Linked DNA regions of Homo sapiens: region 2 is linked to region 1. Evidence: chromatin contacts called from ENCODE Hi-C or POLR2A ChIA-PET data. All regions are on one chromosome and are shown on one strand. Each heading gives the region's core, a stretch centred on a gene start or an enhancer-like site at or near the end of the contact. The rest is flanking DNA. Distances are from core to core; before and after follow the strand shown.

Region 1 (3,669 bases), core at 807-3,306:
AGAATTGTAACTTTAGATCACAGGACTATGTGAATAGTCATTATATTTGTCAACAACTCTAACAGGCTGAACTTTTTATTCCTCAGTTATTTAAAATTGTGGTAAAATACACATAACATAAAATTTACCATCTTACCCATGTTAAGTATACAGTTCAGTGGTATTAAGTACATTTGTAGTGCTATATGTTCATCACCACCATCTACCTCCAGAACTCTTTTCATCTTGTAAAACTGAAACTCTGTGCCCATTAAACAGTAACTCCATTCCCTCCTCCACACAAGCCTCTGGCAACCACCACTGTACTTTCTGTTTCTATGGTTTTGATTATTCTAAGTACCTCATATAAGTGGAATCATGCACTATTTGTCTTTTTTTGTTGTTGGCAGATTTCACTTAGCATACTGTCCTCAAGTTTCATCCATGTGTCAGAATTTCCTTCCTTTTTGCAGCTGAATAATATTCTATTATATGTGTGTACCACATTTTGTTTATCCATTCATTCATCAGTGGACACTTGGGTTGCTCCTACATGTTAGCTATTATGAATGATAGAGTTTGGGTGTGTGTCCCCACCCAAATCTCATATGGAAATGTAATCTTCAATATTGGAAGTGGGGCTTGGTGGGAGGTGATTGGATCATGGGGGTGGATTTTTCATGGATGATTTATCACCATCCCCCTTGGTACTGTCCTAGTGATAGTACGTTTTTGTGAGATCTGATCATTTAAAAGTGTTTGGCACCTCCCCCGCTCCTTGCTCCTATTTTTTTTGCCATGAAATGTGGCTGCTTCCTGTTTGCCTTCCACCATGACTGGAAGCTTCTTGAGACCTCCCTGGAAGCAGATGCTGCTATGCTTCCTGCACAGCCTACAGAACCATGAGCCGATTAAACCTCTTTTCTTACAAATTACTGAGTCTTAGGTATTTCTTTGTAACAATGCAACAACAGCCTAATACAATGAACTATGCTGCCATAAACATGGATGTACAAGTATTTATTTGAGATCCTGTTTTCCATTCTTTTTGTTGTATACTCAGAAGTAGAATTGCTGGATCATATGGCAATTCTATTTTTAATTTTTTGAGGAACCTAGGTTAAACTTTTTGAAACTGCAGATATTGAACCAGTTTTATGTTTACCAAAAAAGCAGAACTTTAACACAATCTAATCTGTTTATTCCATCTCTCACTCTCTTGACTTCTCCATAACCCTATCCAACTGATAAAGAGGAATCAACTTCTTTATACAACAATGGCAGAGAAGTTCTACAATATGGAGTCCTGTGATAAAAGGTAATGCCAAAAGTTTGTCCAATGGTGACTTATGGTTCAGTCCACTCATTTTTGGTTTTTAGATTCTTCAGTGTCCTTCTTTTATCTGTTTCTAAAGTTACAAACTACCAGGAAATTTCTCATGGGAAAAAAAAATCTGTATCTTCGGATTATTTTACAAATCGGAAGACTAGAACATGTATATCAAAACCAGCTGGCGGCCCAGCACAGTGGCTCATGCCTGTAATACCAGCACTTTGGGAGGCCAAGGTGGGTGGATCACCTGAGGTCAGGAGTTCGAGACCAGCCTGGTCAACATGGCGAAACCCTGTTGCTAAAAATACAAAAATTAGCTGGGCTTGGTGGCGCATGCCTGTAGTCCCAGCTACACAGGAGGCTGAGGCAGGAGAATCACTTGAACCCTGGAGGCCAAGGTTTCAGTGAGCTGCAATCGTGCCACTGCACTCCAGCCTGGGTAACAGAGCCAGACTCCATCTCAAAACAAACACACACACACACACACACACACACACACACACACACACACACACACAAACCAACAACTGGCACCAGGGGGTCTTCCTTAGACAGGTCATACCTTCTCCAGTCCTACAGACACAGAGTCCCTTTTGATCTCTAATGCTGATGTGCACGTCAAATGCCACGTGTCTTTGTGACATGGCTTTTTCTAAAGCTGGTCCTACAGGCTGTTTGCACCTGCGATCCCTGGAATCACTTCAGTAAAATCAATGATTAACAAAGAGCTACTCTCCGGCCCTTTCCTGAGAGCTTGTTTTGAAGAAGTTAGAACTCTTTGCAAGGCAGTAAACCCTTCCTGGGAGTTGGCAGGAAAAGCCAGGAAGTCTTCTCATTATTATTGAGCACTGATCTTCCTTGTAGGGGCATATACCTAGCATACCAAAATTTACTCTCTGCAGCCCCCAACTTCCTGTCAGTAACACAAATGTAGGACATAAGTGAAGCTTTGCGAAAAAGGAGGATAGGATTTATTGTTCTGTTTTTAATTGAAAGCCCAAATAGCGATATTGATTGGTTTGATTCCACCAGAGAGTTAAACAATTTCCTTCCACATCCCCAAATCCCCAACTATGCAGAGCTGCAGCGGTCACCACCAGCCTCCTCAATGTTGTGCAGGTCCAGCTGACTGACCCACCAGCTGGTGACCAGCAGAGCAGAGGAGGAGCAAGCACAGGACCTTCACCTTTCCTGCCAGGTGTGGGCGCCAGTCAAGGTGGGCTCCAGGCTCTGATGCAGGCATGAGAGGATGTTGCAGCAGATGTGCTGCTTGCTTTTAAAGCTCTGGAACACAACAAAGATGAGGTTTTCTGTAGATGTGTACATGATTTTCATATAGAAAGATTTCCTTTTTCCTAAAGTCTAGAAAACAAGTAAATACCAAGTGAATCACTGACCTCCCAGAAACTATTTTATGCTCATGGTATGCACTGGTGGAGGGAGGTGACTAACGCAGGGCAGCCGAGCTGAGTACTTAAAGCTGGTTTTGCTCAATCTGTGGTACGGGTACTCATAGGGTAAGCATGATAATTTGGGGGTGATACACAGATATACATTTACAAATGTTAATAGTGTGATGTTGACACATGGAAACAGAGAGGGGAACAACAGACACTGGGGCCCAGCAGAGGGTGGAGGGTCGAGGAGGGAGAGGATTGGGAAACGTAATTAATGTACACTAGGCTTAACATCTGGATGACAAAATAATCTGTACAACAGGCCAGGCATGGTGGCTCATGCCTGGAATCCCAGCACTTTGGGAGACTGAGGCAGGCAGATCACGTGAAGTCAGGAGTTCGAGACCAGCCTGGCCAACATGGCAAAACCCCGTCTCTAGTAAAAATACAAAAATTAGCCAGGCGTGGTGGCATGTGCCTGTAATCCCAGCTACTCAGGAGGCTGAGGCAGGAGAGAATTGCATGAACCTGGGAGGTGGAGGTTGCAGTGAGCCGAGATCACACCACTGCACTCCAGCCTGGGTGACAGAGTGAGACTCCATCTCCAAAAGAAAAAAAAAAAAAAAAATCTGTACAACAAACCCTCATGACAAAAGTTTATCTAAACAAACCTGCACATCTACCCCTGAGCTTAAAATAAAAGTTTAATACTAAAAGAGAAAAAAAAAGATGTTTTTCAACGTAATATTACCTTTCACGCCAAAACAGGTGAATATAAATAGACATAAAAAATAGTGTGATATTTACGTTAATGTGCATTAGAATAAAAATTTAAGGGGGGTGGAGTCAAGATGGTCAAATAGGAACAGCTGCAGTCTACAGCTCCCAGCGTGAGTGATGCAGAAGATGGGTGATTTCTGCATTTCCAACTGAGGTACCAGGTTCATCTCACTGGGGAGT
Region 2 (3,736 bases), core at 404-2,903, 270 kb after region 1:
TATTATTTTCCTCCCATTTTCGAAGGAGGCTTTGACTCTATAAAGGGTAAGAATCACAACAGTCTTAATAAAGTCTTCAGCCTTTATCAAAGGTCTATGCGAGAAATAGCAACAAGAAATACCTTCCTCTGCGTAGCCTGGTAAAAACAAGCATCAGTGGCCTGCTCTGTAGTATATAAACAGTGTTGGGCCATCCCAATGCAAAGACCCAAGCGTTTCTTAGTGTAAAGAAAAAGGGAGACTTTTTCTCTCTTGATAAACTGGAATCTCACCTGGATATAGAACAGGATAATCCAATATAGAACAGGATAATCCATGTTTCCTTCTCTGCCTTTTGCTGCCTCCTTAAACTCTTTTTCAGCCTTACCATGGCTCTCAGGTAAAGTTCTTTTCTGCAAGCTCTAGACTTTCCTCTGAAATATGCTTTCACCATCTGGGCATCCTTACTCTTCCTGCAAGACCTGGCCCTCGTGTCAGCCTTCTCAACACTACCAGGCAGGGCTGAACACAGTACACACACTTCTGTTATTAAGCAGATTGTTTTTCTGGAATGATCTGCATATGTATCTATCTTCCTCACAAGACTGTGAGCCCAGGAGCACAGGAAATCCAGTCTTATTGGTTTTGGTACCCTCAGTACCTAGCACAGAGTCAGTGTGTAAAAACAAAGTTTCAGTGAGAGGATAAATCAATCCATGAATGAATGAACAAATACCTACAAAATGTGTTTTCCTAAAACATTCTTTGACTTTTTCAACAATGTGTGAGCCTCAGTAATAACGATTGACGGACAGAGCAGACAGACTCCCCCACCACCCCCAATGCCTTCATTTCCCAGATAAGGAAAGTGAGGTTGCAACAGACACCAGCGGCACCGAGCCCAGCAGCTCCCCTCAAGAGCCACACCCAGGCCAGCTGCCAGCCATGCCGCAGCTGTGTTCTGAGAACATGTAGCACCCCCACGTCACTTGGCAGGTATTGCCACAGGCGTGCCACGTCGCCTTGCTTTTCCTTTTCCCTCCTTTTGCTGCTCCCTGGTTTAGGGTCCCCGTCACCTGTGCTCAGAGCACACAGTAGGGAGACAAGTGATTGGGGGGATTCACAGGAGAGAAAGTATGGTGGCTGGGAGATCCTCACTGTATCCCTAGCAAGGTCTGGAAACCTCAATCTTCATGATCCTTTGTCATTAACCATACTAAGGGTCCCCATTACTATGGGAACTTGGTTAATTCCCATTAACCAAGTAATGGGAAACCTGTTGACTCTTTCAACTTATTTCAACATCAGGATACAGAGAGCTGAAGTTCATGCCCAGAAATGCATCACCCATGAACCTAAACAGCTAGTTTTACTCTGCCTCCTCTCACTTGAATTAGTCTGATAAAAACCTCAGGGCGGCTGCTCCAAGCTCTGCTTGTCCCAAACCCATTTCAGAAACTGGAACGTGAGCTGGGCAGAGGGAAGGACTAACCCCCTGCTATTGTTCCGGCTTTGGAGAAAAGACCTACAAGGAAACTCTCAGCCCAATGCAGCTGTGGTGGTTGCTGAATCGTCAGACTTGCCACAAGCAAGATAAAAACTTTAAACAACAAAGGACTTTTCCGTGTTCTGCTGCACGCGGTTTCTTGTTCTGTTTTGGTTTCTCCTGGTGGTGTGGCCTGGCCTGCAGGGTTTCCTGACACTCTGCCCACCGCAGTCAGGAAGGTGCAGAAGCAACGGAACCCCTCACACTGCTTCTCAGTGGCTCTCCTTAACAGGCAAAGGAAACAATTTTTTTAATACAGGTAAATCCAGAAAGGACCTAAGGCTTTGATTCATTGGGGTTTGGTTTTGTTTTTATTTTTATTTTTATTTATTTATTTATTTATTTTATTTTATTTTGAGACAGAGTCTTGCTCTGTCGCCCAGGCTGGTGTGCAGTGGCGCGATCTCGGCTCACTGTGAGCTCCGCCTCCCGGGTTCACACCATTCTCCTGCCTCAGCCTCCCGAGTAGCTGGGACTGCAGGCACCGGCCACCATGCCCGGCTAATTTTTTGTACTTATTTTAGTAGAGACGGGGTTTCACCGTGTTAGCCAGGATGGTCTCGATCTCCTGACCTCGTGATCTGCCCGCCTCGGCCTCCCAAAGTGCTGGGATTACAGGGGTGAGCCACCACGCCCGGCCTATTTTTATTTATTTTAGAGACAGGGTCTTACTCTGTCATCCAGGCTAGGGTGCAGGAACACCGTTGTAGCTCACTGTAGCCTCCAACTCCTGACCTCAAGGGATCCTCCCGCCTTGGCCTTCCAAAGAGCTGAGATTACAGGAGCGAGCCACGGCACCCAGCCTGATTCGTTGTTTGTGAGCAGCAATTTGACCTTCTCTTGTCCACGCCTCAGAATTTAGGTCTCTCCTCTGAGGAACACAAAAACCCACATAGGAAGAGAGAGGAATATTTCAAATTTAGAGCTGAGAAAAGGGAAGTCCCTTTACTCTTCATCCTCAAATGTTTACCCAGTTCATGTGTCTCCCCTCTTCCAGATATCTAGTAGAAATGGGCCACTTGGCCCTGATCACGTGGTTTTCTGTTCTATGTATCTCTTTTCTGTCACCCCAGATTTTAGATATTTCTGTTTCCTTTTGTACCTATTAAGTACAAAATAGATACTGATTAATTGATAATAGCCACCGAAGTCTAAAGCCAAATTAGAGCCATTTTTATTATATAAAAATATAAAGCATTTATAGGCCGAGCGTGGTGGCTCATGCCTATAATCCCAGCACTTCAGGAGGCTAAGGCGGATCATTTGAGCCCAGCCTCGGCAACAAGGTGAAATCCTATGTCTACAAAAAAAGACAAAAAATTATCCAGGCATCATAGTGCACACTTGTAGTTCCAGCTACTCAGGAGGCTGAGGTGGGAGGATCAGCTGAGCCCCGGAGGTCAAGGCAGCAGTGAGCCATGGTTATGCCACTGCACTCTAGCCTGGGCAACAGAATAAGACCCTATCTCAAAAAACTAAAAAAATTATAAAACATTACTACAAGCCAGACCCTTTATTTTACATTTAATCCTCACCCCAATCCTATAAGGAAAGTGTTTTTATTCTGTTTTACACATGGAAAAACCTGAGGCTTGGAGGGGTTAGTGTTTTTTCTGGTAGAGCTACAGATACTAACCAGGCCAAAGTCTCATTCCTAAAATCCTACCATTGCCTCCTAAACCAGCCCAGCTCTTCTCACTCTTATCTACCTTGGATGGGCATCAGGCTAATCCTTCCTTCATCTCCTCCATTTAACCAGCTCTGGACTGGGAACATGGCACAGTGAGATATTTCTCAACATGAGAGTGACGGCTGGCACTCCCTACCATCTTGTCTGTAGCTGAATCCCTGATCAACTCTACTTCTCGCTGTAAAAAACAGACCAGACCTCAGAATCCTTCTCAACACAGCACTCCAGGCAGCCACTAGCAATCAATCAGCATTGCCTTTGATGACATAGCCAGTGACTAATAGAATTTAATTTCCATTTCTTTCCCATCCTTCCTGCCTGATTTCCCCAGTGTTTCTGGGGCAGATGGATGGATGGATGGATGGATGGATGGATGGATGGAAAGGAAAAGGAGTGCTCCTCATACAGGAGAATCCTTCTTGGCACCACTCCTAATTTTGCTGACTTCACTCAATGCCAGAGCTTCCTTACAAAACTTGCTCTTCACATGAGGCATCTGTGGCGTTTGTTATAGGAACTGG

Evidence for each region. Hi-C counts contacts between places; a loop is a spot of excess contacts on that map. ChIA-PET counts read pairs that join two places held with the same protein, here RNA polymerase II (POLR2A). Pooled maps may share reads with other maps.
Region 2: a map with no recorded cell type shows a loop between it and region 1 (3-fold over the local background). The contact joins two enhancer-like sites. A Hi-C loop is called at or near these places in 1 of 168 maps with a recorded cell type or tissue (HCT116), 4 of 37 single-sample maps with no recorded cell type and 6 of 50 pooled maps. POLR2A ChIA-PET finds 5 or more read pairs at or near these places in 2 of 52 experiments (T-cell and activated CD4-positive, alpha-beta T cell).

The regions. Positions count from the first base shown.
Region 1 is chr4:38,448,803-38,452,471 of GRCh38, reverse strand. LINC01258 (long intergenic non-protein coding RNA 1258) reads left to right here. Exons shown (of 8, transcript NR_110951.1): 5 at 1,233-1,297; 6 at 2,432-2,528. Among named protein-coding and RNA genes, the nearest start is that of LINC01259, 59 kb to the left of the region's middle. RefSeq lists enhancers at 109-178, 189-338. Within about 2 kb of position 2,056, at least 5 of the 41 ENCODE cell types and tissues checked have a DNase peak (open chromatin) inside an H3K27ac peak, as active enhancers do.
Region 2 is chr4:38,175,013-38,178,748 of GRCh38, reverse strand. No RefSeq gene overlaps it. Among named protein-coding and RNA genes, the nearest start is that of LINC02513, 190 kb to the left of the region's middle. RefSeq lists an enhancer at 916-1,185. Within about 2 kb of position 1,653, at least 22 of the 41 ENCODE cell types and tissues checked have a DNase peak (open chromatin) inside an H3K27ac peak, as active enhancers do.